Regions from separate parts of the Homo sapiens genome. Here region 2 is linked to region 1. Evidence: chromatin loops called from intact Hi-C (ENCODE). Cell type or tissue: PC-3. All regions are shown on one strand. Each heading gives the region's core, and the rest is flanking DNA. Links, peaks and the distances in the headings are about the cores only. Region 1 has its middle 15 kb from the start of CYYR1-AS1. Region 2 has its middle 130 kb from the start of ADAMTS1.

Region 1 (11,489 bases), core at 2,144-10,143:
CAGGGCAAAAGTCTGGCTTAGGGTACCTCCTAAAAAATATCTATAAGTGGCCAGGTGCAGTGGCTCACGCCTGTAATCCCAGCAGTTTGGGAGACCAAGGCAGGTGGATCACGAGGTCAAGAGACTGAGACCATCCTGGCCAATATGGTGAAACCCCATCTCCAGGAAAAATACAAAAATTAGCTGGCTGTGATGGCACGCACTTCTAATCCCAACTATTCAGGAGGCTGAGGCAGGGGAATCGCTTGAACCCAGGAGGTGGAGTTTGCAGTGAGCCCAGATCGTGCCGTTGCAGTCCAGCCCGGGAGACAGAGTGAGACTCTGTCTCAAAAAAAAAAAAAAAAAAAAAAAAAAAAAAAAAATATATATATATATATATATATATATATATATACACACACACACGTATATATATATATACACATATGTATATATATATACATATATATACACATATATATACACATATATAAGCTTTATCTCACTATATTGCTATATTTCTGAATCATAACTAAATGCTTTTTCAAAAAAAATGTATTCTTTAAATGAAAGGAGTTGAAAAAATGTTGATATAATCAAGGAAAGCTATTGAGTTTAAGATAAGCAGAGAGCGTGGCCTTCATCCTTAATCCCCACCACCTGATCCAGTTCCTGGTGGTTTCATAAAGTTTGTTGAATGACTTTTTTAAAAAAGCAGAAGTTATTTGTAGATGGCAATAATCCCATCTAAGAGTCTGAAGAGACATTTGACAGAGCCATGGAGCAGTATAGCAAATACTTAGGAAATGGTAGGTCCACATAATGTAAATTTACTTGAAGTCATATTAGGTGGAGATCTGTAAGCTTATTTTGAAATATAAAGATTTGATTATATTTTTGTGAAATACAGTCTTATTTCTATCATATGCTCATCTTCATCATACCTGCCATTTGCATTTTGACATCATGATGGGGAACAGGAAGCGGTAATCGGCCTCAGGCACAAATTTACCTCCAGGTGAAGTGAGAGGGATGACCATTTGCTTGGCTCACTTGGTTACACTTAGGGAATAGGGATTTGGGAGAGTTTGGGAACCACAGAGCCATTCTTTCTGAGGACTCTTCCCTGGTGCTGCCAGATTTCAGGGTTTGAGGTTCACAACACAAGACGCTTGTGATCTTCTCTCTCCTTCCCATTCTGACATTCCAGTATGGGGCACTGTTTGTTGGCTGGTCTCTGTTAAATACAAGGATTCCTCCATAGGGTAAGAAATTTGAGGGTGAAGTAGATTCCCTGTCCCAGGCTTCTGAGTACCTTGGGAGCTGGACTGTATGCCATTTAGCATCATATTCCAAAGCCAAGGTCAGTGCTTGGTTGATGGAAGACACGTAAACACTGGTAAACACATGTAAACACTGGCTGTAAACATCTGTGGAGTGAATCAGTGCATTTTGAGATTTGGCAGAGTAACGTCCACTGCACCTTTCCAAGGGGAAAGGTTTCAAAACCATAAACAACTTCATTCGGCAAGTTAGGAAACAGATCTAATTTGTGCACAATTTGACATGAGGTAACTTTTTGGAAGGTATACATGATAAGCATAATGTATTCAACTTCCTAGAAAAATCAATGGCTTCCACTTATATTCAAACCAGGAAATTTGGTTCTTTATGTATAATCGTTAATGGTCAACTATGGCCGAGATCAATTTAGTCCATATACTTTGATATGGAAAGACTATTATGTCTTTATTTCTTTAAATCAACTTAGTTCAACTTTGTGACTCACTCCGTTGGAATTCCTACTCATGCTTGGCCCCATCCTCTAAATCCCACCACCATGCACGCACACACATAAGGTGCATACACCCACACATATAGACACGCGCTCTCAGATCAGGCACTGAGAAGGCAAAGAAAACAATAAAACAGCAGAAGGATCCATCTAAGATCCTTGAATTTTTTGCTCTACTACTGAATACATCTATTATGGTCTCTTTATGTCTAGCGACACAGCCTCTGTGTCTCACTTAGGGTTGGGGATTTGGGTAAGGCTGGGAACCACGAACTATTCCTTTCTAAGGCCTGATCACTCTCCCTGGAACTGCCAGACTGCGGGGCTTGAGGTCCTTCCTCCCTTTCCCATTCTGACTCAACTCTTTCCCTGCATTCAGAACCACTCCCCTTCTCACCAACTTTGGAACTCCATTTCTTCTAAAGGGCTGAGATTTTTATATAAAGCCAAAAAAAGCTTTGGATTTAAGATTGCTTATGTTTTCTGCCAGACTAACATCCATGTGGCAAGGAATTTCAAATCGTGAATTCTGCCTTGAAATAGAGCAAGGAAAAAACAGGTAGAAGAGATAAAATGTATTTCCTTAGATTGTCTGCCACAGTACAAAACCAAAGTGTTTTTGGTGAAATGCAAGAGGGGTATAAGCGGATATCTGTAATACCACAGTAGGCAAAAATACAGGCCCATAAAAGATGAATTTTAAAATTCTATTTTAGGAATTATTAATTATTATGATCTTGAAAGAATCACTTTAATTCTACATTTTTACTCATCCCACCTGAAATCCTAGTAGACTACATGGTGGTGGGATGACAGCCAGTGTGATTTGTCAGGGTGTATCTGTGTGTGTTTCCTTCTGAACTCTTACCTTACAGTATCATTTCTCTCTCAGGAGCTTGGCTTCTTTGAGAAATAAATTTAGAACTCAGGTGGGATGTCTGTGAAATAGAAGCATAAAAAGCCTAGAAAACAGTTTTTTCTGATATTGGAATCTACCTCTGATAGGCATGATTTACCATCAGATTACTTTGAGACTAACCCGACCTCTTCATACACATTTTTCATATGTGGCATACTTTGTTAAATATTTTGCTTTAAATACAAAGAAAATGTATTTATGAAAAATTATGAATTTTTTTCCAACTGACGTTGTTCTAAAGCAATTTTTAAAACTTTTATATAGAATTCTTTATTCTTTTACAAGTTGACTAAGTATTTTGCTTAAAAAAGAAAAAATATTTATACGTATATGGATAGATGCATTTTTCATGAGGAAAGAAAAATTAATATTCAAGATTCATAGGCATATCACTGAGCTACGCTACATGAGTTTCTGTGGAGTATATTCTCCTAAAATTTTGACCACCTACTGTTTCTTAAGAAATGAGGCCCATGTTATGTTGTCACTAAATAGTCAATTAGATGCCTGCTTTCAGGGACAATTACACATTTGGTATGTTTGCACATGTCTACCAAATATTTTCAAAATGCTTTGAAACCCAAACACATCCTAGAAGAATTGGCACTATTCTCAAACCCGTCAAGGGTCCTAAAGTTCCAAGTAACAATCTGGCTCACAGGCCATTACTGCTCCCACAGCTGGGCTCAACATCTGTTCTGAATATAATATGGTTTGGCTCTGTGTCCCCACCTAAATCTCACCTTGAATTGTAAATCCCATAATCCCCATGTGCCAAGGGCGGGACCAGGTGGAGGTAATTGGATCATGAGGGCAGTTTCCCCCATGCTGTTCTTGAGATAATGAGTGAGTTTCACGAGATCTGATGGTTTTATAAGTGTCTGGTATTTCCCTTGCTTGTACTACCTCCACTTTGCTGCCCTGTGCAGAAGATGTCTGTTTCTCGTTTTCCTTCTGCCATGATTGTAAGTTTCCTGAGACCTCCCCAGCCATGTGGAACTGTGAGTCAATCAAACCTCTTTCCTTTATAAATTACCCAGTCTCAGGTATTTCTTTATAGTAGTATGAAAATGGACTAACACAAAATATGTATTTACTGGTGAACAACAAGAATTCAGAGGCTGATCTGAAAGGATCAAATCAACTGGACCTATGTTAAATGTGGCCTGTATTTAAACCCTTTGCTGAATCTTTACTTTTTCCTTGAAGCTACTGTCTTCCATTAACGAGAAAAGATGTAGGAGGATTCTTATTTTATACTTTGTTTCATTTGGTTGACAGATGTAGGTTGATAATGAGTAAGGAGCCTTTAACAAGTGAGAAGGGTCTCAGATATGGCTCTTTCCTTGGCTCTAAAAACTTTATTAAATATTTCTATTATAAGACATGACTTATAAGAAATGTTGGTTACCTTCAGGGCTTGTATTTAGCTGGTGTGACTGTGTATTAAAATACTGAAATGCTTTGGTACCCTTAGAATTATCCCAAATCCCCTCCCATACCACTGCTGGGTCCTCCTGACCTCCCAATGATCTAGCAAAGAATCTAGCTCTACGTCTCTTCTGATTGGTTTGGTGTCCGTTTCATCTAGTCGTTAACTGTTTTTCACATTGTCTCAGTTCTCTTAATTATCTTGCTTTTCTGTGCTTGGAGATAAGCCAGATTGATGGTAGGGTTTACAGAATATTTTTTATAAGTAAGTCATTTTCCATTATGAAAAGAATCTTTTATTTCAAGCATTGTGTTCCTTTGGAGACACTACTAATGTAATCAACAAAACAGGAAGGAACTAGAAATTATAACACATCATATACCCAGTGCTTCTCCACCCCTAGCTTCTCATGACAATCCCTGCATTACCCATTACCCTCTCTGCTGTCTTGTGCCATGCGTGAGTCTTCTTGCCATCCCACCCCACCATACACCTGACACCCAAATTGGTTTTCCTCATTCAGCTTGCCTTACATGGGACATGCCACGTTTACACTTCCACAAATTCCTCCCATCCTTTTTATATACCCCATCCATCCATATGACTCCACTGCGTTCTTATCCTTAGGACCCTGCTTTTGGCATTCAAAGGAATCAATTAGCTCCACATTTCACTGCTGTACGGATCATTGATATTACCATGAGAAGGCAGGATTTGTATCTAGTAAGCTGTGTTTTAACTGTGACATTTTGGAGGCAGAGTTCTCAACTGTCCTTTGTTAGCCAATCCAAATGACACTCTCAATCATGAGTGCTACAGGCCTGGATAGTGATGTTGACTCAAGAAGCTGACTGAACCTGGCAGGGCCTGCAGTGCTCATGCCTACTTCCCATCTGTGTGAAAGTCCTTTCCAGGAGAATAAGCATTTTCTAAAATTGTACAGATATCTCCGAAATGAAGCAGAGCTGTTTATACCATTATCTAGTGAGTTTAAGAGAGTGTTCAGAGTGCCTGCCTGCAAGGAGCAAGCAAGGAAATAATAAATCAGTCTGCTTTTAATTTTTCAGGATGACTGGATTGGGTCCCAGGTCATCACATTGTTACGGTGTCTTAGATTTGCTTTGGCTCTAGAGTTACTACTAAGTAATAATCTCTAATCCAGTTGCACTTACCCTTCTCTCAAGTCACCTTGTGTTCAATAAGGATAAACATTACTCACTGGTATATTGTTTTAAGAGGCTTTCAAACATCATGAATATCAGACTCTACTTCTTATAGCACAATCCATTAGCCATACCTTACTGCCTGATATTTCAGACCACAAATATTTAAAATCTGCTCACTTTTTGCTCATTCTAATTCATCAAAGAATCTGATTAAAAATAGAATTTATTTCAGCTTTTGGGTTTTCTGCAAAACAGCCCTCATATTCTGCCTTGGTCTATATTTTAGGAGACTTTTGTCTTACACTGTTCCCTGTTCTGATATTTAAGAAAAAATATTGGAACATACAGGTTTGCTAAAAATGACCCAAACTACTTGAAGGAGAAACAGTAGCCAAGAGTGTGGGGGTGGCCATGGCAAAGATGTTGCCGGTTTTCAGAAATATCAAGACCATCTGCTATGTCAACAACATTTCTGCCACAGTCAAAACCAGCTGGTGAGAGGAAAGTCTCTCGGAGTGTCAGGTTCTAACATGAGTGAAGACGGCCCTCTCTAAAGGGGAAGTGTGTTTTAGAAGAGGCTTGACAGCTGGGGAGAGAGCCTGTGGGGAGTTGCAGGCCACAACAAGGTCCGGGTTTGCAAACAAAGCATAGATCAGACTGCTGATGAGGGTGTGATCATCAGAGGCAGCCATCAAGACTTAATTCTACTTGTCCTGGACATGTCTCAAGAATGCATCAGTCACACATAAGGCATTTATAGATGTGAGACACCACATTACTCACTGGAGCTTCATGTTCACACCTTGACTGGAGATCTTATGGGACATCATTAGATTCTGTTATCTCCTTTTCTTCCTGTAGCTGTCCTGGAAGAGCATGATGAGGTGGGGTGGGGTGGGAGGCTGTCTTCAGAATATTCTGGGCAGCGATGCAGTACGGGAAGAACTACTTAGTCAGAGGACACACCAGGGGAGGTGGAGAATGGAGAGTGCTCTCCCAGGAAAACATTTCCCTAGGCTATGTTTACTCAGAAAGCAAGTCATTCTTGCCACTATTCATTTCCTCCTGCAAAGCTCATGATTCTAGTTAATCAAATGGCTTCATAAAGAATGCCATTATTATTTCAAGACAGGCAGAATGTAATCTGATGTACAACAAAGACCTGCATTATATCAGGTGTATCATGAAGGTCAATTGTATTTTGTTTTCAACCCTATAGAATATTGGGGTCAGTACAATCTTGTCATTTATAAGTCTAATCTTTTATATTTAGATGTAACATTTGACCTCTTTCAAACCACTATAATAATTAGGAATATTATAAAAGTAATGTAAGTAAGTTGTGGAGTCTTTTTGTGTGTGTGTGTGCTTCCATAAACATTCCTTCTGGTTTGGAATCTATTGGCCACTACTCTTCTGTTGTATTGTACTATGTTAATGGTTTTTCAAGAAAATAAGCAAGTGATAATCTCCATTTTAGTACATCTTAGACAGTGTCCTAGAAACTCAAATGATTTTTTCTATGTAAAAACAGAACGGCCCACCTTCCCAATTTGACTTTATTTATATAGGTAATTCTCAGAATTACCATAGAGCCAGTTCCCAAGACGATTCTCTTGAATAACTCATAAGATTGCCTTCATTGCACTGTTGTCTAAATGTGAGCCTTGCAGAGATTCCTTTTCATGACAGTTCATAAATATTCTATTTCCTTTTTAGCTAGACTTGTCACTAACCAAACATTTATAGTCAACATTTGTGAGGTGGCTATCAAGACTTAATTCTGCCTCTCCATACTAGAGATATTTATGTACTTACAAAAACAGCTACTTGGATTCATTAATGACAGCTTTAAATCTTTCTCCTAAAACAGTGATTCTGCTATCTTCAAGTCTGGCAGGGAGCAGTGTGCTAACTATGTGACATGTGACTTTAGCCTGCAGGTACATTGCTACTGAGACATCATGGTCTGGTGGATACAGCATGACAATAATCTACTCTTTCATTCTGCCCTGAGGTCCCAGGTGACCTTGAGCGAGTCATTTGGCCTTGTCTTTGCATTTCAAGTTCCTTTCCACAACAATGGAAAAATCTTTGCATCTGTTCTTTGCAGGGATGCTTCTAATATTGCCTTCTTTCTTCCTGTTATACACATTCTTTTTATTATTGTTTTTCTGTTTAATATTCCCTATGATGTGACCATCCAGCATTCCTGGGTGACTGTGTAATTATGTCAGAGAGTCACAGGAAATTTTTTTTCAAGCAGGAAGTTGAGTTAGAAAGATTAGGCAACTGTAAATGCCTATGACTCCCTTTGTTTCTCATTTTTCATTGAAAGTGTGTCTACCATGGGCCGGGCACAGTGGCTCACACCTTTAATCCCAGCACTTTGGGAGGCCAAGGCAGGTGGATCACGAGGTCAGGAGATGGAGACCATCCTGGCTAACACAGTGAAACCCTGTCTCTACTGAAAATATAAAAAATTAGCCAGGCATGGTGGCGGGTGCCTGTAGTCCCAGCTACTTGGGAGGCTGAGGCAGGAAAATGGCATGAACCTGGGAGGCGGAGGTTGCAGTGAGCCGAGATGGTGCCACTGCACTCCAGTCTGAGTGACAGAGCGAGACTCCGTCTCAAATAAAAAAAAAAGAAAGAAAGTTTGTCTACCATGAACTCCATTTTCTAAAATTGCCTTCTTTCTTTCACATCTACTCCATGCCTCCTCCTTATTCCTTTTTCATATATTTCACATTTGTTTTTAATATTCCAAGCTTCCTAAACAAAAGAAAAGGCTACATATTACTAAATGCTGGTATTTTGGAGACGATGTATTCATTCAGCAAACATGTAATCAATAAAAATTCTAAAGGGCTGTCATGCAGAAACAGAACAAAGTTAGAAGAGAGGTTTAAAGAGACAAATTTGACTCAGTGTAAGTGTTTCAGGCCAGGCACAGTGGCTCATGCCTGTAATCCCAGCACTTCGGGAGGCCAAGTTGGGCACATCATCTGAAGTCAGGAGTTCGAGACCAACCTGGCCAACATGGTCAAACCTCGTCTCTACTAAAATACAAAAACTAGCCAGGTATGGTGGTGCACACCTGTAATCCCAGCTACTCAGGAGGCTGAGGCAGGAGAATCACTTGAACCTGGGAGGCAGAGGTTGCAGTGAGCTGAAATTGCACCATTGCACTATAGCCTGGGTGACAAGAGTGAAACTCTGTCCCAAAAAATAAAATAAAATAAGTGTTTCTTCTCACACAAACTCACCTGGATGTGAGTCCTGTAGGATGGAGAGCATTGCATAGCTAGCAGAAGGTGGTGATGTGCTGAAAAGAAGAGAAATTCTGGTCACCATAACTAGCTTCATGCAACTACCAGAGTTGAACAAGCTGGGCCAGCAGAATCATTGGCTTGTTCAGTAAGGTTGTCAGAACAAGTTCAACGGAAGCAAGAGTTGGTAACAGTGGGACCCATTCAGTTATTGGGAAGGAAGCTTGACAAGATAGAACCAAAGTGGCAGGCTGCAGTGTGAGGTCAGCTTTTAGGCCTTCAGAACTTTATCCCATCCTCTGCAGTGGCTACAGAACCACCATCACCATGGCAGGTAAATTCCTAGGCAAAAAGGGATGGGTCCCCAGTGAAACTCAACCTTCAAGCCAAGGACAATCTAAAGCCTGAAAACCAAAGTGTAAATCCACGAACCAGATCGAGAGCTCCCATTTCCATTTGGCATGCTCTCTCCAAATTGGTCCTTTTCCTTCACCTATTTTATGTAGACATACCCTTCCCCAAAAGGTCATCTACACTATTGTGCCTATTTCTGAATGGTGCTTTTTCAAACATACTCATAGACCAACCAGCATGCACTTCCCCATTTCAAGCCCATAAAAATCCCTAGACTTAGCCTCATGGCTAGCAACACACCTTTGGGTCCCCTCTCACTGTCAAGAGTGTTTCTGTTGCTCAATAAATTCTATTCTGCCTTACTCACTTTCTGATGTCTGTGTACCTCATTCTTCTCAGTTGTGGGACAAGAACTCAGAACTTGTCTAACCATGGGAGTAAAAGAGCTGTAACACTAGTTTTAGAAAGAAACTGGGATTTTGGGCAGTATAACCATGCAGGGCTGGGGACAGTGGTTCAGGCATGTAATCCCAACATTTTGGGAAGCCAAAGTGGGCAGATCACTTGAGCCCAGGGGTTTGAAACTAGCCCTGGGCAACATGGCAAAACCCCATCTCTACGAAAACTACAAAAAAATTAGCTGGGTATGGTGGTGCATGCCTGTAATCCCAGCTACTCAGGAAGCTGAGGTGGCAGAATCACCTGAACCCAAGAAGTCAAGGCTGCAGTGAACTGTGATCGCACCACTGCACTCCAGCCTGGATGACAGTGAAACCTTGTCAAAAAAAACAAAAACATGCACACTACTGAGAAGTAGTAGGGGAAAGGCAGCCCTGGCCCCCAGAAGCTGGTGTAGCACACACAGTTATGTCAAGTTATTCTCCTGTTAAACAATCTCACAGAATGCCAACGTCAAACGAGTTTACTCTGAGACCATGATAAAGTGAGGTAAAACAAGTCCACTTCATAATTTTATCCAAGGAAAGATAAAACCAAGGTCACTATGCTACCCACAAAATGCCAGATATTTTGTCTCTTAGCCAAAATGTGTGACTGCTACTTTATAATTAATCTACCATCTCTATAAATAAGATATATTAAGATACCCAATTATAGAATTGCCCCCACTTTCTGACAGCGTTCAATCGAGAGTGAACACCTGCTTTGTGGACCCTCTCTGACATCACTCAACCAAAGCCCAAATCCTGTAAGAAGGTCTTTCTAACACCCGCTCTCTTAGACACCCCATAGTTTCCTACAGTATATGTTCTCCTTCTGCAACAAATCATAAACTCAATTTGTTTGATTATAGGTGTGTTCCTGGTGGTATTTGCCTAGAGGGTATTGACAATACAAAGTTAGATTCAAAATAGAAGCTCAGTTCCAAGAAATGGGCATACATTTAGACAATGAGCACTTATGAAAGCTGCAAAGTTAAGAGTTGCTCAAACAGCCATGACTCGCCCGAGGGTTCTGAAATTAGTTCTCACCATGATTTAATTCCAAACCACACCAGAAAAAAAAGAGTTGATGTCACAATTCTGGCCGCAAATGAGATTTGGGGGGGTTACAAAATATACTGGGCCTGCAGTGCAGAGTTAGGAAAAGAAGCTGCAAAGAGGGAAGGAAGCTGCAATTAGTAAGCTAAGCTGTTTTTATAATGCTCTATACATTCTGGACACTTAGAGACCAGAATCCTTATGATCAGAATTGCCCAATCTGTCAATCACTGGGAGACACACTAAAGAAAACCAAATGATAATAATGCAATTACTAGGATCTAGGAAAACCTTAAGAAAATCTGTCTTTGAGTCCTTTTATACTATATCCCTTTATTTAGTTAATTTAATTTACATGCTCTTTCCCTGTCTCTTGCTCTCTGTCTCACACACACACATGTTATCAATATATCCTTTTTCTTCTATTTCCAAGCCACTTATACATACTTTCTTTTTTTTTAAAGTTTATATTTTATTTTATTTTATTTTTTATTATTATACTTTAAGTTTTAGGGTACATGTGCACAATGTGCAGGTTAATTACATATGTATACATGTGCCATGCTGGTGCGCTGCACCCACTAACTCGTCATCTAGCATTAGGTATATCTCCCAATGCTATCCCTCCCCCAACCCCACAACAGTCCCCAGAGTGTGATGTTCCCCTTCCTGTGTCCATTTATACATACTTTCAAGGCTAGATGTTCTAACTTGCTTTATTCTCTGCTTAAAGCAGTGGGTCTCGACTTTGGCTGCACATAAAAATGGATGGGAAGTGTTTAAAAAAAAAAAAAAAAAAAAAAGAACAACTCAGTGCCCAGGCCACACTCCAGTCCAATTAAACTGGAATCTCTGGAATAACATCCTGGTATTGGGGTTTTTTTCCTTATTATTCATTCCAATGGGCAGCCAAGATTGAGACCCACTGGCTTAGAGTTGCTCCTTCCCCAGACAAAGGTCTCATTATGTAACTGGTGAGTCCCTTTCCAAGTAACAGGCCATACCCTTCAGCTATGTTCCTCTAACACAACTATTCTTAACCAGCCTGCAGACCCCACCTGGAGGGTTATAATTTG
Region 2 (11,489 bases), core at 2,110-10,109, 330 kb before region 1:
TCATTATCAATTAGTTTCTGTATGAATGCAAATATAATATCATACTCTCCATTTTAACAGAAAAGGAGTTGCATATTAGAACCAAGAAATGTGCAGGCCTTGTTCTTAAAAGATATGTAGAGAAAAGGTGTCTGGGAGGGTCCTGCAGACAAACCTTGTCAACTTTCAATTTGCCCTGAGAGTTGCCTATCCTCATTTTGTGTGCTGGCAGAAAGAATCCAGGACCCAGCCACTTTATGGTGACATTAGCAGCCTTCTTTACAATTGTAGATTGAGTAACTGCTTGCTTGTGTCTACATTCTTTTACACCAATATTACCCTAAATAAGTAAACTCCCCTTCTCCCAGTGAAAAACAATTCCACATGGTCTCTAAAGTACAGTAATGGTGGAAGATTCAGCAAATAATAATGTCCTTGAGAAAAAGAGCTGACCCTTGTTTTGTTTAGACTTTTATAGAAACCATACTTTGGGCTGGGCGCGGTGGCTCCCGCCTGTAATCCCAGCACTTTGGGAGGCCCAGGCGGGCGGATCACGAGGTCAGGAGTTCAAGACCATCCTGGCTAACACGGTGACACCCCGTCTCTACTAAAAACAAAAAAAAATTAGCCGGGCGTGGTAGCACACGCCTGTAATCCCAGCTACTCAGGAGGCTGAGGTAGGAGAATTGCTTGAACCCCAGAGGCAGAAGTTGCAGTGAGCTGAGACCCAGCTACTGCAGTCCAGCCTGGGTGACAGAGGGAGACCCCGTCTCAAAAAAGAAAAAAAAAGAAACCATACTACAGTATGTCAAAATGCCTTAAAAAAAATGAATCATTGAAAAAAACCTGACTTTGAATTCAATCAAAGGGACAGCTGATCTGATTCACCTTATTATCTGAGACATCATTGAGTATATGAATGTATACACACACACACTATGAGTTTCTTGGGGCTCTGTATAACAAATTGCCACCAACTTAGTGGCTTAAGACAGCACAAATTTATTTTCTTATATTTCTGGATGTCGGAAGTTCACAGTCAGTCTCCCTGGATGAAGGTCAAGGTGCAATCAGGGCTGGTTCCTCTTACAGATTCCAGGGGAGAAGATATTCCTCTCTCTTGTTCAGTTTCCAGCGGCTGCCTGCATTCCTTGGCTCATGACCCCTTCTTAACATTACTGCAACCTCTTGCTTCCATGGTGCTGTCTGCTGCAGACTCTAATTCTCCCTCTTATGAAGACCCCTGTGGTGATTACACTGGGCCCACTGGAATAATTCAAAATAATATTCGCATCTCAAGATCTGTAACTTAATCACATCTGCAAAATCCCTATTGCCATAAGGTAACTTACACAGGGATACAGGGTCTAAGAGCTGAATATCTTTGCGGGGCATAAGTCATCCTACACACACACACACACACACACACACACACACACACACACACACAAGCAAACATTAACAAATAAATTTTCTTTATCTTTTGTGTTACAAATGTAACTATTAAAATTACAACAGAAACCAAATAACTTCCAAGTTTTCACGATTAAAAAATAAATGCCATGGGCACTTAATAGATTGCTTTAGCTTCTAATAACAATGAAACATTTATCTAAAATATCTATAATAAGGGCCTCAGAAGACTTCATGAATATTATCTTAATTTTATTCTTGCAACATCCAAACGGAAGTGCAGTTGTCAGGTATTTTTTGATAAATACGTTGCAAAGCATAAGCTTTTGAAATAAAGGAGGTGACTTATTAAAATGTTCTAAGAATATCTGATTTACAGATGACTTTTCTTTTTTTTTTTGAGATGGAGTCTGGCTCTGTTGCCCAGGCTGGAGTGCAGTGCCGTGATCTTGGCTCACTGCAACCTCTGCCTCCCAGATTTAAGCAATTCTCCTGCCTCAGCCTGCCGAGTAGCTGGGATTACAGCCACACACCACCATGCCTGGCTAATTTTTGTACTTTTAGTAGAGACAGGGTTTCACCATGTTGGTCAGGCTGGTCTCGAACTCCTGACCTCAGGTGATCCACCCACCTCAGCCTCCCAAAGTGCTGGAATTACAGGCGTGAAACACCATGCCTGGCCTACAGATAACTTTTGATGTGGAGAAAATGAATAGGTATCTGATACTCAGCTCATGGCTTAATTGCAAGTACCTAGATTAAGTAAGCAATTGTGATTGCCTCCTAACTTTAAAAAAAAGTTGCATAATATAAATCATATACGCTATCTTTGTGTTTAGCTTCTCATTACGAGTCATGTTTCTATGTCTTATTATTTCTTAAAGTCCCACTGAGATCCTAACAGACTGTAACAGAAATGCATGTTACATGTAGCTGAGCATTTAAATTCAATATCAGTTATACATTTGAAAGAAAATTAGCATCCATTAGTTCACATAAAAATGAGCGTCTTTCCACCAAAACTTTAGACATTTCTTAATGATTTGCCCTGTTATACTATAAATTCCTGCAATCAAGTGACCTTATCTCATTCCTCTTGGTGTCTTCCTACAATATTCCTGCCAATACTTACATTAGATCAATTCTGCCGATAACTTCAGAATCTAGAAAGGTCAACTTTATTTCTTTACATGCTTCTTCTAAATCTGCTCCTTTTCCTTTAGCATTTTCATGATGTCTCCTAACCAACTGTTAACCTGTAACTGAGATGGTCTTTCTTTTATTTTTACTTCTAATTCTTACCTACCCATTTGAAATGAACCTGTTAAAATGGTTGTCCCTGAAGTAGCATTTCCCTTTACATCCTACAAAGATCCACAGCTTCTACTAGAATTATCGGAGTGTTTGTGCATGTATGTATGTGTGTCTGTGCGTGCGTGTATGTGTGTATATGTGCAAATTATCTTTCCAGTTTGGAAGGCTGGTGGTTGCATGTAGGCATATATTTTCATAGGCTCTCATTTCCTGAGGCTTTACCATTTGCTTTAGAGATTAGGGAATGCCCATTCCAAAAATAGCCAAGTTCTTGGTGCATAAAGGATGTTTTTATCTGCCAGCCACCACTGCCCAGGCTGCAGTTCAGGCTTTCTCTTCTTCCTGTCCTCCCGCTCCTCATGTCTTTGCCAGTGTGCCAGAGCTCTGTGGGTGGCCCGCTGTCATCACTCTGCACCTGTCCCAATTAGCAGGCCTGAGACGCCGCCAAGGCAGCTTGCGTGCTGTGGACTAGTGCGTTGTGTGACCTCATGGCTGGCAAGGCAGCGGCTCTATGGTATGTGGTGTCTAGACGCCATTTGTTGGGCCTGCCCGGTGGGCAAAAGCTGTGTGTGGTATTGGAGGTTTCCCACAGCTGTGTTCACAGGCTGAAAAAGACTCACCAGAGGCTGGACAGCTGGGACCAGGTCATCCATCTCAGTGCCCTCAGAGTTCATCACGGGCCTGACACATGATAGGTGTTCATAGATCTTTGTTGAAATTACAGTGGTTTAGGGCAATATTGATTTTCAACTGTTGCCACAAAATCTGGGAGAGTGTTGAGATGAAGAACATGAATGCTGGAGGCAGAAGGACCCTGGGTTCAAATTCTGACTTTGCCACTTTCCAGCCATATGACATTAGGGAGGTGTGACAATGACCCCATGTCTCAGTTTCCTTATATTTTATGGGGACACTAGTAGCCCCATCTTATAGAGTTGTGATTATTAGAACAGCTTATTCTTGAATAGCTCTTAACACATAACCAGGCATGTGCCTAAGGCTCTAGAGATGCTACACTTTTCATAATCACCACATTTCATCTGCAGTCGCCCGCCAGCCTGCCCACTGTCATCATTTTCTCATTCTGATGTTCTACATATGTGACATACCTTAAACACTACCTTTTTTTTTTTTTTTTTTTTGAAACAGAGTCTCTCCCTGTCGCCCAGGCTGGAGTACAGCAGCGCGATCTCGGCTCACTGCAACCTATGCCTCCTGGGTTCAAGCGATTCTCCTGCCTCAGCCTCCTGAGTAGCTGGGATTACAGGCGCGTGCCACCACACCTGGCTAATTTTTTCTTTTTTTCTTTTTTTTTTTTTTTGTATTTTTAGTAGAGACGGGGTTTCACCATGTTGGTCAGGCTGGTCTCGAACTCCTGACCTTGTGATCTGCCCACCTCAGCCTCCCAAAGTGCTGGGATTACAGGCATGAGCCACCATGCCCGGCCTAAACACTGCTTTTAAAATATTACTAGTAAATGAATTCAGCAAAACTATTTCTTTCTCTTTCTGTGTTAAAGGTTTTAAACTGGCTGTTAGGAACATGTTCCCTGAGATGGGGCATTACCGTCTTCATCCTCTTTGCAAAGACAGGGGGAAGGGACTAGGAGGCCTGGGACTTCCTTCTGAATCTTCTACTTTCAAGGAAAGGACAACAAAATACACAAATGTTAATAGACCACACACCTTTCTCCTTAAATTCAGGAGGTCTAGTGTGACTCATTTTGCTGTCAGAAGCTATTTTACTGAAGGTAGAAAACAATAAAATGCAATGGTGATATAATTTGGATATTTGTTCCCTCTCAAATCTCATGTTGAATTGTAATCCCCAGTGTTGCAGGTGGGGCCTCGTGGGAGGTGTTTGGATCATGGATGTGGATTTCTCATGAATGGCTTAGCACCAGCCTCTTGGTGCTCTTGTCGAGATACTGAGTGAGTTCTTGTGAAATCTAGTTGTTTAAAGGTATGTGGCACCTCACCCCCGACTCTCTCTCTCTCCTGTTCTGGCCATGTGCCTGCTCCTGCTTTGCCTTCTGCCACGACTGTAAGTTTCCTGAGGCCTCCACAGAAGCCAAGCAGATGCCAGCACCATACTTCCTGTACTGCCTACAAAACCATGAGCCAATTAAACCTCTTTTATAAATTACCCAGTCTCAGGTATTTTTTATAGCAATGCAAGAATGGCCAATTGAAAACCAGAACAGATATTATTTCGGAAGCAATAAGTATTAGCTAAAATTTAATGTGCCCTAAAATGTACCTACGAAGTTCTGTGACAAAAAGAAAAATAAGCTTATGGAAGTAAAAACAGATATGAGGGTAGCATTTCTTTAGGATGAAAAGAAAGGAGAAAGCATCTGTAGGGCCCATCTCGATGAAAGAACTCTGGTTGGCTGAGATGGCTCCAGGTTCTGCAGAAAGCTGATGAGAATGGAATTTTCCATTTTCCAAAGCAAGTGATAGTGAGCTTTCCTTAGGTATTGATGGGATCCAGCCTCCTTCCTGCATACTGCAAGAGAAGTGGGAGTGGAGATTTGAGGCTTCTGAAAATAGAACTAAATTAGTTTCACCCTCAGAGCTGTAATTTCCTATCCCCTTACCCCACCTACACACACACACACACACATACACACACACACACACACACACACACACACACACAGGCGCGCACACAGGCACCTGTCCATTTCATTTCCTTCTGGACTATATGTGCAGGTATTAATTGTGTAGTATTAATTTATTGTGTAGAATGACTTAGGAAACGTTTCTACACAAAGGGTAAAACCTTCAGGGTACTAACTTGGGGTTCATTTTGGTCACGTTTTACCAGATGGCACCAATGTCAATTGCTGAGTCTCTGGTGTACCCCGAAATCTGGCTTCTGAAGCCACCAAATCATATCTTCTTGGTGAATCTATATACACATTATGGATAATTTCACCATCAGCAGCAGCAGTCTCTTTGTCTTCCAAGGACAAAAAGAGAAGACAACTTTCATATTAACATCATTAAATAAAAAGTTAAAAAGTAAATTTCCTTATTCAACCACAAGGTGGAGCATTTAACCCAGAATCAGCTGCCACTAAATCTGTTCATAATATTTTATTTTTATGCGAGCATTTTTACTGTTTGGGGAAGGGATCTAAAGCTGAAATAAAAGAGAATATTGTGTCTTAAAAATCTTAATTTTAAATAAAACCCAGCAATCTATGCTTGAATACGATTTTCTAAAAAATGAGCTGCATTAGAAAAGATCTTAATGGTTAAATTGTAAGCAATCCCAGATTATTTGATGTACCAAGTGACAGATTTATGTAAGCCCACAGCTTCAAATGGACAGATTTGTAAAATGCAGGAGTTATAAATAAGAAACCTAGATTTTTTTTGTTGCATTCAAATTGACTCGAGAAACCTAATTCATCTGTCTCCTTAGACCTAAATTTTTACCACTACATTAATACAAACCAATTTTCATTATTATATTTGTTTGAAGACTACCTTTAAAGGCAAGGCATAATATGTAACACAAGTGAGAAAACTCCTTCCAAATCAAAGGTCTTAAAAAGGATGACTTTCACCTAAGTTGATGACAGTTAAATGAAAACAAATTATAATGTATTTTGAATGTGCTTAAAACACAGGTTGCAGTTGACCTGTTCTCTTGTATATAAAAAGAACCAATAAATTTAAGTAAGAGTTATTGCCTTATACCATGAAAACTACACAGGGCTTTGATCATGTGGTCAGGAGTAAGTTCCAGGAAGGATCTTACCAACTCAATGTACAGTTCATGTGTTTCCAGAAATACAAAGAAGGATGGGGATCGCAGAAGTCACATTTTGTGAGATGGAGCCAGCCGCACTGGGTGCCTCCTGGTGATGTCTAAAGTGAGTATTAACAGCATCCTCAGAAGAACAACAGGCATTCTCAAGGGACTTTTGTAGAAAGGGTTCAATTGGACATACAAAAGTGGGGGAGGGCAGGGAAAGTGGCAGGGCTGTCTTAGCTAGGGAGGCGGTGGGGACATCGTGAAGTGACTCAAAGCACAGGTATTGGTGCTTTCTTTTTTACTCAACTTTTCATCCAGGTGTCTTTGCTTTCACCTGCTTCTACAGGATCATGATTCTCTAGGAATTATGAGCCCATTCTAAGGCTGAACCCTGCCTTAGTCCACAGGTAGGCATCACTTCTGTTTGAAAGGAAAGGTGTAGGTTACTGAAAGCAAGAGGCACGCACAGATGAAGGAGAATTCCTATAACTTCCTAGCACAGGGATGCGTGGCACTCCTTGGAGACTGGGGCGTCTGCAGGCTTTGCTGTGGTGCCACCTAGTGTTGACAACTATCATTGCAGTTTTTTGATGGTACTGGTTCTGATGCTGACCACCGGCTGCTAGTCCCCGAACTGCCAAGCCCTCCTTCATCTCTGCAATTTCTCTTAGATCAGAGAAAGTGGAATGACCCAGCTTCCTGGGCAGTAGAGAGGACCACAGGCACATAACAGAAAGTGAGACAGGGTTTGTTGAAGAAAAGATGTATTGCTTAGTTTTACAAACCTTTTATCTTCTACAAATACTTTGTTGTAACAAACAGCCCACCTGATCACCAACTCCACTCCCATTATCATAAGAACATGCGGAGGGGCGGGGGGACACTCAGGTCTTTAATCTACTTGATTTTTGTGACTTCCATGGAGTTACTTGAGGCACCACCTCAAGGGCCTAAAGCCACACTCTCAGGCCCTAGGTCGCTGGCTCCATGGCAGGGATTCTCCTCCAACCCCAAGAGAAAAGAGAAGCAAATAAGTAAAAACAGCTTTCCCTTTTGCATGTTTGACTTGCAGCCATTTGTATGTGTTTCCTAGAACTCCTGTAACAATGTACCACAAACTGGGTGGTTTAAAACAACAGAAATTTACTTTTGCACAGTTCTGAAGACTAGAAGTCCAAACTTAAGGCACTCATAGGGGCACACTCCCTCTGAGTCTTTGGATAGAAATATCAGAGGCTTTTGAACCAGAGTGACTCTATCTGGAATAGGGGCTGGGTAAAGTGAAGCTGAGACCTACTGGGCTGCATTCCCAGGAGGTTGGGCATTCCAAAGTCACAGGATGAGATAGGAGATCGGCACAAGATACAGGCCACAAAGGCCTTGCTGATAAAACAGTTTGCAGTAAAGAAGCCAGCTAAAATCCATCAAAACCAAGATGGTGATGAGAGTGACCTCTGGTCGTCGTCACTGCTACACTCCCATCAACGCCATGATAGTTAACAAATGCCATGGCAATGTCAGGAAGATACCTTAAATGGCCTAAAGAGGGGAGGCATGAACAATCCACTCATCTCATTGTTTAGCGTGTAATCAAGAAATAACCATAAAAATGGGCAACCAGCAGCCCTCGGGACTGTTCTGCCTATGGAATGGCCATTCTTTATTCTTTCACTCTCTTAATAAACTTGTTTTCACTTTACTCTATGGACTTGTCCTGAATTCTTTCTTGCAAGAGATCCAAGAGCCCTCTTTGGGGGTCTGGATCTGGACCCCTTTCCAGTAACAGAATATTTCCTTGCCTCTTCCTAGCTTCTGATGGCGACCATCAATCCTGTCCAATCCTTGGCTTACAGCTACATGGTTTCAGTCTCTACATCTGTGCCCACCTGGTGCTCTCTCCTTGTGTGTTTCTCTTGATATAGTCTTCCCTTTTCTTATAAGGCATCAGTCATATTGGATTAGGGCCCATCCTAATGACCTCATCATAACTTGATTACATCTGCAAAGACCCTATTTCCAAATAAGGTCACATTCTCAGGTACATGGGATAGGTCTTCAAAGTATCTTTTTGGGGGTCACAATTCAACCCCTGACCATTCTACCATTTTGGCTGAGAGGTGTCCAGTGCAAAATCAGAAGTTTTTAGACATTTCTTTGTAGAATTTATATAAATTTTCAAAACATTTTTTGCTCCAGTAAACTAATTTTGTTTTCTCTGGAGCTGAGGCACACAAGTCAATACAGTTATCTCATGCTTGCCAACAAAGCATCCTACAAGACATTTAACAATTTTTGAAAAGCTCTACAGCAAGTTAGGGACAAAAGTGCTCTCTTTATCACACTCCCTTCCAAACAGAACAAAACAAAACAAAACAAAAACTTCAGAGCAACTCTATAAATCATAACAGAGAACAATGCTGTTCACTGATAATTATTTCAAAACTTACATCATGAATTTGGGCTTATCAAATACCGTGATACTTTGAACAACTCCACTAAAAGAGAGAACAGGGACATAGTGCTTATTTGATTTTTACCTCAACATTTGGTTTCATTTCTGATTATCCTTTCTTGGTGCCAAAAATTTTGAGAATATTAAGGAGTTGGGACATTCCATATAGTTCCTAGGTGAAGGAGAATGGTTCCATATAACATTTACATATGAAGTTATTTAAAAAATATTTCCAACTAAATGTAAGAACTCAACATTTGCACCAATATAGAAATTGTGTAGAGCTATCATCAAAATGAAAAAACAGATTTTTAATTTACCACCTTAGTTAGTCCTAAGTCGTGGTAAAATATCAACATAGCTTATGAAAAAAAGCAATAGATGATTAATTCAGAATTGGAAGTGCCTCATGTGGATGGCCCAATTATCCATGTAGATAAGACAGTTGTAATTTCGTTTAATTTAGTCATCATTAAGGGAAGTTATATTTAACTCTGAGTCTAAATTCCACAAAGCAAAATTTTAAAAAGCTCAAATTGTCCAATAATTAATTATCCCTGATGCAGTTAAAACAAATAATTTGTTTTCATCTGATTTATGAACACTCAAAATCATTTACTCGAAGCCAATGACTCAGAAAATAAAATATGCAAGAAGTAGGTATGCTGGTTTATTTTAGAAAAATACTTAAGCAATCATTTAATTTCTAAAGGAAATCCATGCATGTTTTCCTTATTAGTTGCAATGTGTTACAACAATATAGACCACTGGTATAATGAACATTGATTTGTTCAAGAAAGAGCTGGGAGACTGTATTGTGTAGTAGGTAAGGATGTGTCTTCTGAGAATCTTAGCTCAACAATTTACCTACCATGAGCAAGTCCTTTTATCTTTTTAAGCCTTGACTTTCTCAAATATAAATTGAAAATATTAATAATAAAGACAGCACCTAATTTTATTTATGTGGCAGAGAAAATACTATGAGTTTTCCAAATAATTTTATTTTCTATTTGGGCACACAGGTAGACTACACTTCCCAGCTTAACTTGAACCACGTGGATGCTGTTATTAATTCAGGTCAATGGCATGTGAGCAGAACAGGTGCATGTCATTTCCAGACCTGGCCTCTAAAATGTTCCATGAGCCCTTTGGCTCCAATGGTCCAAAGGAAGAAGCCTGGATCCCTGAATCACTGCTTAAAGAAAAGGGACTTCGAGATGAGTAAGAAACAAATCTCTCTTTGTTAAGCTGCTGAGATTTTGCGATGCTTGTTACAGTCATTCACATGGTCCAAATGATAAACTACATCAAAAGGTTGTCATAATATTAAAAGAGACAGTAATCATAGAGTGCCTAGCATGGACTAAGCATCCAATAATTGATGGATATTATTAATGTTAGTACTTAAAAATCAAAGAAATGTATAATGTCCTGTTGAACATCTAGCCTTTGATAATAGTTAAAATATCTTGAGAAAAAATATAGATATTGATTATACATATACATACTCTATTCTATAATGCATAAAATTATATTACTTAATGTAGTATAATCTCTCTCCATATCTTCTGAAGCAGTGCTTTAACATTGGTATTAAGGATTGAATAAATGAATGATAGTTTCAGTGCATAAATTAGTGCATGAATACAGTGTAATGGAGGAATATTTCCTGTTTAATTGCACTGGGTAGAGTTACTATGTACCCTATACATATAGACATTTTTGAAGACTCAAGAATGACAAATTTACTTAACCCCAAAGGGGAGGAGGAACACAAAGGTAGCTTCAACAAATATTATATGCTAGTTCTTACCTGGTACGGTGAATGCATGAGTGTTTGATTACTACACTTCCTGACTTCCATACACTTTTATCTATTCTGTTTGTGGACAACTGTAATATAATGACGGTTTAAAAAATAAAACTAATATTCAGTATAACTGATTTCTGATTATGTAGAAGACTTGAAAGGGATTTGTCATCAGAGTTTATTACATGAACAATCACTGTGACTAACAAGATAAAGGACTGAGACATTAAAATGCTTTTGACATTCACATTATACAAAAAAGACACTTGTACATGCATGTTTATGGCAGCACAATTTGCAATTGCAAAAATATAGAACCAGCCCAAATGCCCATCAATCAACCAGTGGATAAAGAAAATGTGATATATGTATATACATATATATACCCTGGAATACTACTCAACCATATAAGGGAATGAAATAATGGCATTTGCAGCAATCTGGATGGAATTGGAGACCATTATTCTAAGTGAAGTAAGTCAGGAATAGAAAATCAAACATTTTATGCTCTCATTCATAAGTGGCAGTTAAGCTATGAGGACACAAAGACATAAAAATGATACAATGGACTTTGGGGACTCAGGGGAAATGGTGGGAGTGGGCTGAGGGATAAAAGACTATACACTGGGTACGGTGTACACTGCTCAGGTGATAGGTGAACCAAAATCTCAGAAATCACCACTAAAGAACTTATTCATGTAACCAAACACCACCTGTTCCCCAAAAAGGTATTGAAATGTAAATTTTAAACAT

What was found. A loop is a pair of places that touch in the nucleus more often than their neighbours do. Peaks named below come from ENCODE experiments on the same cell type or tissue, not always from the same donor. Only the 100,000 strongest peaks of a DNase experiment are listed, where the experiment ranks them.
Region 2: a loop joins it to region 1, with 10 times the contacts of the local background. A loop is called at or near these places in 2 of 110 quality-filtered maps.

Annotation. Positions count from the first base shown.
Region 1 is chr21:26,384,851-26,396,339 of GRCh38, reverse strand. It overlaps a transcript of CYYR1-AS1 not described here. Among named protein-coding and RNA genes, the nearest start is that of CYYR1-AS1, 15 kb to the left of the region's middle. RefSeq lists an enhancer at 5,604-6,803. In PC-3, for the core only: no CTCF peak of the experiment used is centred there; DNase peaks (open chromatin) are centred at 6,129 and 7,429; H3K4me3 peaks cover 2,114 bases; H3K27ac peaks cover 4,241 bases.
Region 2 is chr21:26,711,623-26,723,111 of GRCh38, reverse strand. No RefSeq gene overlaps it. Among named protein-coding and RNA genes, the nearest start is that of ADAMTS1, 130 kb to the left of the region's middle. In PC-3, for the core only: CTCF peaks have their summits at 5,772 (motif pointing right), 6,838 and 7,039 (motif pointing left); a DNase peak (open chromatin) is centred at 7,021; H3K4me3 peaks cover 551 bases.